Linked DNA regions of Homo sapiens: region 1 is linked to region 2. Evidence: chromatin loops called from intact Hi-C (ENCODE). Cell type or tissue: CD14-positive monocyte. All regions are shown on one strand. Links, peaks and the distances in the headings refer to the core of each region. The heading gives the core; the rest is flanking DNA.

Region 1 (5,376 bases), core at 326-5,325, 100 kb after region 2:
TTACACTTAGGGTAAATATTGATGGGGTTTTGTTTGTTTTTAAAAATACACATGCTGAAGGACTGAACTGCCTTATGCAAATATTTATCTTCTAGAACATTATATGCTCCTTAATGTTTGTTTAAAATCCTAAAAGTTTTCAGTAACTGCAAGATTTCTATTTAATATGCAATTCCATAATAAATAGCTATAATATAAATTTAACCTATATATATCGTTTTCGCAATAGGTAGGAACCAAAAGTAAAAGTCTGAAGAACCTACAACCCAAATATGATGTAAGCCAGCTTAAGATTTTGGAAAATATTACATTCCTAGAAAACAGATTTTTAAGCTATTGCCATGTCCCTTTTGTTGCTGCATATTTAAAAGTAATCACACTCTCCCTGGTTTTCACTGTTTTATTCATCTTAAGCTCCTCTACCAGTGAACCATGGGCACAGGTTTCCAGAAATCACTTTAAATGTTGCATATATCCTGGCAAAAGTCCAAAATTCTAGCCAACATCAGTATTTTCGAGTTAACCTTAATCAACTCTATTGCCTTTCAAAAGTGGAGACAATGCACTTGACCCTTGTTCCATGGAGTATGTGTGTGTGGCTTTTCCCCAGGAGGGGTCATGGATTTGCATTAATCCATACAACACCTTCCCCCACCCACCTCCCCACACTCCAACATCCAACTGCAGACATTCACAAGCCAGCTGGCGAGGGTTAGTGGTCGGTGGCCAGGTAAGAGAGTGAAGGTAACTGGTCCACAAGAGGCAGGAATTCCCACTTTGGCCTCATTAGCAGCAGGGCCAAGCAGCCAAGGCTAAAGTTAACATTCACGAAATACACCTGGCTAATCTTGTAAAGAATAAAGATTTGCTCATTAACTGAGCTTAGAGAAAGGTGTGACCCACAAAACCGAAGAGCTATTTTCAGGTCCTTAATGGTCCAAATTTCGTGATCAAGTTACAAATTCCATGTGGTTCTTCATAAGGTCCCTTTAAGAAACTTTTCGATGATGGAACAGTGGAGCCTCTGGCCATGTCATTCATATACACACAGAGATGCACAAACACCTACCCACCACTTCTATGATGCAGGGTTGAATAAAGCTTAATGGAAGTTAACCTTCTAGCCTGGGTGCAAGATACCCAACCACCGAGATGCTGTTCATCAGGTACCCCAATGCAGCGAAGCACACCTCCAAAGCCTTGCTGAATGGCACTAGCACCAGTGCCACTCCTTGCTCATTTCTAAGAGGCTCCTGGACAGTGAAGTCAGGGAGCTGCCTAGCCTCTGCAGCCCACTCTAAACGGACGATGATTTGCTGATGGTGATTTCTCCTGCAAGGACTACCCAGAGCCACTAATGGAGGCAAGCGCTGGCTTGTTGCTTGAGCTTTCATCTGAAAATAAAACTGAAGGGTCAATTTTCATCATGAGCTTGAGAAAAGAAGGAAATTGCAAAGAAAGGAAGGGGAGAGAGACAGAGACACAGAGAGGAAGAGAGAAAGGAAGGAAGGCAATTGCTTGCTACGAAGACAAAACAAATTGTGAAATCTAGAAATAAATACTCAGGGCTGAATTCTAACACAACTGTCACTGCTGTCAGTTTTAGGAAATAAAACTCTTATGAAATACAAAAAGGTTCAAGGGGGAATTCAATCTATCTGAGTTTTACATAAACTAAAAATTACAGGTTTCTGAAACAGTTGGGATTAGCATTCTTCTTAGGTAGTTTAGGAAAGGTTACCCTTTCCTCCCCTTCATTTTAACACTGTGAGGGGTCTGCCTGCCTACCAAAATGCAACCAGTGCAGCCCCAACCACCAGATCAAGGAACAAACAGTGCAGGACTAGACAGCAGGTTTGTGGAAACCCAGCAAGAACGCTCTTCTTTGAGGAAAGGAGGGCTTGGCAGGTAAACAACCATATCAGGCCTTATCCAAAAAGAAGGTAGAGGTGGGGCCTCTAGGGCGAGGCCCAGATGGTCTCCACGGATTGCTGTGCTCCTTTGGGCCCCGTTTGACCTCTTTTTAAAGGGCTCTGAATACCACTAGGGAACCAATGTCACCCAGCAAGGGCCACTCAGAGCCACACTTAAGGGGCAATGCATGTATTTTCTTCCTTCTATGACATTAGAAGGCAACTTGCTGTTCTTGGGGCCCAAGGCAGAGAAGAATGTGAACACACAAAGTTCTTGTAGAGAATTAGTCCTGGCACAATTACCTAATGGCCTCTTCAACCAAACACCTGGTTGGCTACTTATCAGTAGCAACCCTATAAGCAACCCATTCCAGCAAGGTCCAGAGAGAAGAGAGGACAGCTGTGACTATTCAATCCTTTGGTGGTCATCATCACCTCCCATATTTATGAGGCCTTTTGGCCACAATGGTCTGAGCTCTTGTTGTGTACATCTTTATTAGTTGGAAGAAAAGGTCTAAGGTTTCTTTCCCAACTCAGAGAAGTCCTCTTAAACCAAACTGACTTAGCCAGCCCCAGGTCAGTACAAACAGTCAATTTCATAAGAGGACAAAGGGCTTTGGAAAAGAAGTGAACAGAGAGAGAGGATGAGGCAATCTGCAGTTCCTCTTTGGCTGGGGCCTCTCAATGGGGCCTCATTCTTTGTCTCAAAGATAGACAGGAATTCCAGCATGGACAACACCCCCAAGTTTAAATATACCTTTGAAAATGTGGGTGACTGGCAGATTATTGTAAACCACTGATCATCACCATTAATGTGGGTGTTTTAAAAAGTTGGCCCTATGAATGGAGGTTGAATGCAAGATCCAGCTCTAGTTTAAAACTAAACACACACATACACAAATACACACACACACAAATAGCGTAAGTTTATATGTTGGTTATTTTTCTCCCAAACAGCCTCATAACAGTCTAGCATAATTCAACGTATTTCCTGTCCCCCTTCCTCAACTGTTTTTGTTTTTGTTTTTATTTTAAGACAGGGTCTTGTACCGTCACCCAGGCTGGAGTGCAGTGGCACTCTCACGGCTTGATGCAACCTCAACCGTCAGGACTCAAGCAATCCTCCTGCCTCAGCCTCCCAAGTACTATAGGTGTGAGCCACCACACCCAGCTAATTGTTGTATTTTTGGTAGAGATGGGGTTTCACCATGTTGCCCAGGCTGGTCTCAAACTCCTGAGCTCAGACACTCCTCCTGCCTTGGCCTTCCAAGGTGCTGAGATTACAGGTGTGAGTCACCGCACACAACCCCATTTCTTTTTTATTTATTCCTTCCTCTCTATTCCCCAGCCCCCTGAAACCAGACTTGGCCTTTACCCCCCCAAAAGAAATGAGATGAAGTCAAAATAAAAAGACAAAGCTAATACTAATAAGAATCACTAATATTTCATCAGCATGTGCTATGTAAAAAGTAGTCAGCATTTTGTTTATACTGTATTGACTCATTTAGTCAAAGCAGGACCATGATGAGGTAAATATTGCCATTTTACAGATTTAGGAACTAAGGCGGTGTGTTTAAATAACATATCCAAGGTTAATAAGAGGCAGAGCTGGGATTCAAACTCAGGAACGTTAACCACTGCACAACACTGCCTCAAAGGTGTATTAACCCAAAGAAGTTAATTGTTGACTTCTGAGCTGCTAAGGGCCCACCAGTTGGTTATATATTGGGTTTTCAAGGTTAATATTAACTTAATGAGACTTATGCACTGACTCTATATATGATGCAACTCAACTCTTAGCAACATACTGAGCATACACCACTTAGAACTAACACAACCGAAAGAATGATAAATTAAATAACCTTCTCCCCTACCTAGTGTTTCTTTCATGGCAACAGTTCAGTCGCTGGGGTTTTCCCTCATCTCTAACTTCTCTACTGAGTAAAGGCACATGTTTTTAGACTCCAAAATACATATACTTTATTATTTAAAAAAATTTTTTGAGATGGAGTCACACTCTGTTGCCCAGGCTGGAATACAGTGGCACAATCTCGGCTCACTGCAACCTCCACCTCCCAGGTTCAAGCGATTCTCCTGCCTCAGCCTCCCAGGCAGCTGGGATCACAGGCATACACCATCACACCTGGATAATTTTTGTGTTTTTAGTAGAGATGGGATTTCACCATGTTGCACAGGCTGGTCTTGAACTTCTGGCCTCAGGCGATCCACCCACCTAGGCCTCCCAAAGTACTGGGATTACAGGCATGAGCCACCACACCTAGCCCAAAACATATATATTTTAATAAAACATATCTCAAATATTTCAGTTCACAGGTTAGATATAATGGGAACAAAACTGTCTCAATTTCAACTGTAACATCAAATCATCACATGAACTGAGACTTGCTGAAAGCCCTTGAGGATGGAAGAAATGGTAAATTATATTACAGAATACTCTAATGCTGGGAGTAAAAAAAAAAAAAAAAAAAAAAAAAACGCTCTCTGGTAAACTTTTAATTTTTTTAGGCCTCTTTATATTTAGAACATGCCTTTCTAAAATTTGAAGCTAAGCATATGTCAAAAAATTTTTTTTCAAAGAACCTTATTTTTAAAACTATAACTACAAATGTCAGACAAGTTCATTGTATAAAAGTACTGCAAACAGTATAGCATAAATAAATCAAAAGCAAGTGTGTGCCCCACTCACCCTCCCGCCTCCAGCCCTAACACAGTTTATTCTTCAGAAGTAGCCACATCATTGGAGTTGGCGATGGTACAAAGCGGGGAGAGGAGGAAGCCTGTGGAGACTTAGCTCTCTCATCTCCATGATCCCCACCTGCCCCCAAGTAAAACGATTATAAATCACATAGCAAAGCTGGTTGAGAGCACAAACCCTTCAACAAAACCACGTAGGTCTCAATCCTACCTATTCCACTTATCCGCTGTTGACCGTGAGCTAATATGTTATATAACCGCTCCGTGCCTCAGTTTCCACATCTGCAAAATGAGGATAACAGGAGTTCTTATCTCACTGAGGCCTGGTGACAGATAAATTACACAAACTAATATTTATAAAAACAATTAAAATCATACTGCCACAGAAGTTTTATTTAGTTATCTATTGAATATATTTTTAAACTAAATTAACATCCAGTGAATAGAAAGCAAAGCCATGGAAGCATGTGCTGAAAGTGACCAATTTAACTTGTAAAGAAAAGAAAACTACTGGAAAAAGAAGAAAATAGATTATGTTTCAATAAACCCATAAGGATACCACTTATGTGAACAAAGCCTCCATTTTTATTAATTCAACTTGGTTTGTGGTTCAAACCCTTAAGATCAGTCCATTAGACACCAGCTCATATATTCGGGTAAAAAAAGAGAATTTCTTTAGCTATTTACATTTATCATATTTATACCACTCCGCAGCATACAGCTGAGGTAAAAAGCAGCAGGCTTGCCA
Region 2 (5,376 bases), core at 120-5,119:
ATTCCCTATTGCAAACAGGATAATATAAAACTTTTTTCAGCTGCCTCTTGTGAAATTTTGTTCCATATTTTAGATTAGAGACCTAGCTTAGCAGTGCCTTTAGTAAGGGTAAATAACTTTGCAAATCATGGCACAACTCCCTAGGTGGGACTGTACTATGGATCAGTCATTCTCATGGAAGTAGAAGGTAGCTTTAACCCCTACGGGACATACATGTGGAAATGTCTGGAGACAGTCTTGGTTGTCACTGTCATGGGCAGGAATGAATGGCAGAGGCAAGGATGCTGCTACACATCCCACCGTGCACAGCACAGACCCCACAACAAAGAACTTTCTGGCCCCAAATGTCAACAGCGCTGAAGTTAGCAGCTCTGCTCCAGATTGGCCTAGCAGTTCAGGCATCTTGTTTGTTTTGCTCTTCCTTTTACCCATGCCTGTGAGCAGGCAGTGGAGTGAGTAGTCACTAACATGTCAGGCCCTGTGCTAAATGCTCTAGGAGAATGATCCTACGATGCCCCCGGCGTCACTAACAGGGAACCATTTGGAGAGGTTGAGGAATGTGTCCAAAGTCAGTACCACTGGTGGAATTTTAAATCAGTCCTAAAGACCTCCAGGGTGGTGTTCTTACCTCTGCTTCGTAAACCCTCAAGTTCTCAAACTCATTCTGGCTTGTGGGCAGCAAGCCAGGGCACCAGTGCTCAACAAGACACGCTATAGAGAACACTGGCACTGGGAACTGTTAGCCAAGTCCCTTCCCACTGAGGCCCTTCAACATCTTGGCAGCCTATCAACCCCACTCAGACTGCAGAAGAATGTTTGGATTCGAGGGGAAATTGGGGAAAAATTATTTTCTAGATTTTATAAAGGTTACTGTCATTTGCACATAATAAATCTCTGTTCTGCCTGATGTTATTTGCATGAAGAGGGCTTCACCCACTACGTTCTTAACGATATCTTCACCAGAACCTTCCCATTCAGAAGTCATGCCTACACAACTTTGAGAATTCCCAAGCACTAAACATCTCAGGAGCTGAACCATCTAGGGAACTCATATTCATGCCTCAAAGCCCTGTTCAGACTTGGTGCCCCACTTTTGTGGAGCTTGACCATATATGTCCCAGATGCCCCAGTTGTTCATTCCTTCTGCATAGCTCCATACTGTAACACCCTGACATTGTACGCATACTTCTCTACATTAACCATTAGCCAACCAGACTGAGTTGCTTGACACAGGGACTAAGGACACGTCTTTGTATAGGTTTTGCATATTACAACAGGCCAACTACAGCACCTGTCAGAAATGGCTGAAGACCTTAAAAAGCCAAAAAAAAAAAAAAACCACATTCAGAGATCAACTAAAACACACAAGGAGACACCCACAGGAGGACACTGGTGATTTCCTCTGAATCTTGAGAACGTCCAGCTGATTTTAGTGAAATTATTCATGCAAGTCTCGCGCAGTGAGTTGGGTGCTGGGATGTCTGGAGAAAGCTACATGGGCACGGAGGTCCTCTCTGTCGTCAGTATCATCCTGCACCAAACTAGCCGCGGCCCCAGTAATAATGCCACAGAGAAGCTTCCTCCATTCCATGGTCTTGGTTTTTTCTTTTGTTTTTGTTTTTTTGACAACAATCACAGTCACTCCCACGTCTGGATTTGTCAAAAGCCCAGGCCTGCTCCATCAGGAAAACCAGGGAGAAGGGGATTGCAGGCGGAGTTGCCTGCTCAAAAAAATGAAAGCATGCAGATTGTCAGGCCCCACTTGGGACTTAATCTGAATCTCTGAGGGTGGGGCTCCAGCACCTGCAGTTTTTATTTAAATCTTTTTTTATTTTTTTTTTATTTTTTTGAGACATAGTCTCGCTCTGTCACCCAGGCTGGGCTGGAGTGCAGTGGCGCGATCTCAGCTAACTGCAACCTCTGCCTCCTGGGTTCAAGAGGTTCTCCTTCCTCAGCCTCCTGAGTAGTTGGGATTACAGGCATGTACCACCACACCTGGCTAATTTTTTTGTATTTCTGGTAGAGATGGGGTTTCACCATATTGGCCAGACTGGTCTTGAACTCCTGACCTCAGGTGATCCACCCGCCTCGGCCTCCCAAAGTGCTGGAATCACAGGCGTGAGCCACCACGCCCGGCCCTTATTTTGTTTTTAACTGACACACAATAATTGTATGTATTCATGGGGTACTGTGTGATGTTTTGATACATGTATATTTGGTGTCATGATAAAATCAGAGTAATTAGCTTATCCATCACCTCGAACATTCATCATTTCTTTGTAATGAGAACATTCAAAATACTTTCTTCTAGCTCTTTTGAAATATACAATACTTTATTGTTAATGACAGTCGCCCTACTGTGAACAGGACATGGGCACGTATTCCGCCTATCTAACCGTAACTCTGGGTTCACGTCTGTCGGTCTAACAAGCCCTCCAGGTGACCCTGATGCACACTCGAGTTGGAAAGCCACTGCCTTCTCTCCATGCTTCTCAACAGTCATGACCATCAGAATCGCCTATAGGGCTGGTTAAAACACAGACTGCCAGCCCTCATGCCAGATTTTCTGATTCTGCCACTCTCCCTCCAACAGGGCCCCAGAACCTGCATCCCTAGCAAGCTGCCAAGTGACCTGCTCTAGGGATTTCTGAAACTAAAGAAGGGAGCTGAGTCTCATTTTGTATCCTTTTGTCATTTTTTTCTCACTTGTATATACTTTTAAATAAAGAATGGAGGCTATTTCTCAGCTGATGAGAAAATTCTATAGTATTGTAGGGTGGCCTTATGATGATCCAAGAATATACCAAAATAACCTCTTCAACAGAATACTATTTCCCCTTTTACCCTTCTCTCCCAATATTCTATGAGACCCCCAAAGGCAAAAAGCACCCCACATTTTGGACCAGCAGCTTGGCACTCAGCCTCCTTCAGAGGGGCTTCACCAGCCAGCCCCAGCCCAACTGGTTTCTACCTAAATACTCACTCCCTATGCACTATAGCTACTGACTTTGCCTCAAAGTGATTTCTCTCTCAAACGCCTAGTACATCAACGTCAATTGGCACTGGTTTCTGTTAACGAACAGACTGGCCTGCGCCAACCACAGCTTACCACACGTGTACTCGGCCTACTTCCCTATTTTCAATGCCTAATGATTTTTGCTGCGCCTGAACACATCTGGAGGGAGCCAGGCCCACTGGCTGCCTCTCGTCCCACTCCAGGCCCTCCTACAAAGGTGCACTCAGCAAACCCTCCAAGTACAGACAGGTTCTACAATGTTGCTCCAAGTCAGAGAGGAGGCCTCAAACAATCAAGGATTTTTTTTTTTTTTTTGGAGAAATGATCAAACCCGGGGGTGGGGACAGAACTTCCTGCAAGAAACCGCATCCTGAACAAGCATCACCACGACTCACTGTAAATAAATACTCTCTCCTTGCAGCACTTCCGTCAACTGTCAGGGCCCTGGCTCCAATCGCCTTTCAAGTCCAAACAGGAAAGGGGAGAAAAGAGAGTGAGATGGCAGATAGGAGGTTTAATTTGCTTCTTGCTGCAGTTTTCATTGGTGGGGCGCTTCCAATTCAGCAGGCCTGCCAGCTGCCTGGAATTGCTCCTGGACCCCACTTTTTCCTGTTAACCTTCATAATTGTATTATTACGGGCCAGCCCACAACTGGCCTACCCAAGGCTCAGAGGAGTGCGGCTTCTTCCCTACATCAGATAAGAAGCCAAAATCAAACAGGCCTGCTGCAGACAGAAAGGCAACTGATGTTTGCGAGGGATGCTCTGTACATGCCTCTGCTGTGACTTAACCCAAGGGATTGGGGGGAGTGGGGATGGCCATGGGGACTGGAGGGTAGAGGGTTCAAGAAGGAAATAAGTCAGTGACCTCAATTTTCTGGAAAACGAATGTGAAGGATATCCTTTTCAAAGTGCACAATGTGGCCGGGCAGGGGAAGATGTGCAAGGGAGATCTTTCATTTCAATAACAGCAATAGCAAGTACTTCTGGAGTGCAGACCACGTGGCAGGCATGACATAAATAGCTTCAACATACCTTTAGTCCTTAGTGTTCTCCATGGTACCTGTGAGGGAAGAGCCATAACCCCCATTTTACCAATGAGGAGGCCAAGTGTGGGAGGGCTACAGAAACACAGGCTGCTTCACAAACCGTAAGTGGCAAAAGCAGGAATTCAAACTCAGTTTTGCCTAAATCAGGGCTGCTGTGAACAGCTGGGAAGGAGGTGTACTGCACAACTGAAACGAGTGCCACACACATCTCCAGCAATGTAAATGGCAGCTCAGCAGTGTTTTGCCTGAACCGGAATGGGGCTGATGCTGAAGTCCACATTTTAACCATGGAATATACTGCCTCCCAAAGGTTCTGGAAAATAAAAATGAGCTCTGTCCAGAGCTTCTCAAGAAGTTCTAAGATTCTAAGGTAGTATGAACTCCATGGCTTTCAACCAAGTCAATTTGCCCTATATAAAGGGCCTTTCTTTGTTGAATTCCCTATAATTCAAATTTCCCATTTGTTTCTGTGTTATGTATGCCCCAAGTCTGTTTTTACACAGTATTGAAATTAACAATGCCTGGCATATTAATAATAGATATAAATATCTATCAATAGATATTTATACCTTTTTTTTTTTTTTTGAGATGGAGTTTCACTCTTGTTGCCCAGGCTGGAGTGCAGTGGCGCAATCTCAGCTCACTGCAACCCCCGCCTCCTGGGTTCAAGTGATTCTCCTGCCTCGGCCTCCCAAGTAGCTGCGGATTACAGGCACGTGACCCAACCCCAGCTAATTTTGTATTTTTAGTAGAGATGGGGTTTCACCATATTGGCCAGTCTGGTCTCAAACTCCTGCCGTCAGGTGATCCGCCCACCTTGGCCTCCCAAAGTGCTGGGAATTACAGGTGTGAGCCACCGTGCCCGGCCTATGTGTGTCTTTTAACACATACAAGTATCTATTGAAAACAACTCATAGGTGAGTGAGTGAGTGAGTGAGTGAGTGAGTGAGTGAGTGAGTGAGTGAATGAATTCAGGCATTCAATGTGTCATCACGATGGCCAAAGCAGAAGACAGTTCTTGCCCTTCTCTGAGAAGCCTGGGCCTCATGGAGAAATGGGTGCTCTGCCATCTTGCTAAGACTGGCTTCCATAAAAGCTGCTGTCACTTGTGGGCACCCTTGATTTTTTTTAATATAACTATGAAAATTCAGGCTCGGGCACAGTGGTGGTAGCAGCTCTGGTTGCAGATGGAGGTAATATAATATGTTGTTGGCAGCCCAGGAGGAAACAGGGAGGGTAATAAGCAGAGAAAAAGCATGTTCAAGAATGAAGGAGTGGGTGAAACCTCGTAAACTCTTCGCAGACAAGACAT

What was found. Peaks named below come from ENCODE experiments on the same cell type or tissue, not always from the same donor. Only the 100,000 strongest peaks of a DNase experiment are listed, where the experiment ranks them.
Region 1: a loop joins it to region 2, with 2.7 times the contacts of the local background. A loop is called at or near these places in 4 of 110 quality-filtered maps.

What each region holds. Positions count from the first base shown.
Region 1 is chr3:71,545,478-71,550,853 of GRCh38, forward strand. All of the region lies in intron 2 of FOXP1 (forkhead box P1), which reads right to left. Among named protein-coding and RNA genes, the nearest start is that of MIR1284, 6.1 kb to the left of the region's middle. In CD14-positive monocyte, for the core only: no CTCF peak of the experiment used is centred there; DNase peaks (open chromatin) are centred at 1,554 and 2,544; H3K4me3 peaks cover 2,928 bases; H3K27ac peaks cover 4,549 bases.
Region 2 is chr3:71,441,056-71,446,431 of GRCh38, forward strand. The region is part of intron 3 of FOXP1 (forkhead box P1); the gene reads right to left. Among named protein-coding and RNA genes, the nearest start is that of MIR1284, 98 kb to the right of the region's middle. RefSeq lists enhancers at 2,811-2,920, 3,311-3,450. In CD14-positive monocyte, for the core only: no CTCF peak of the experiment used is centred there; DNase peaks (open chromatin) are centred at 3,106 and 3,426; H3K4me3 peaks cover 3,134 bases; H3K27ac peaks cover 4,884 bases.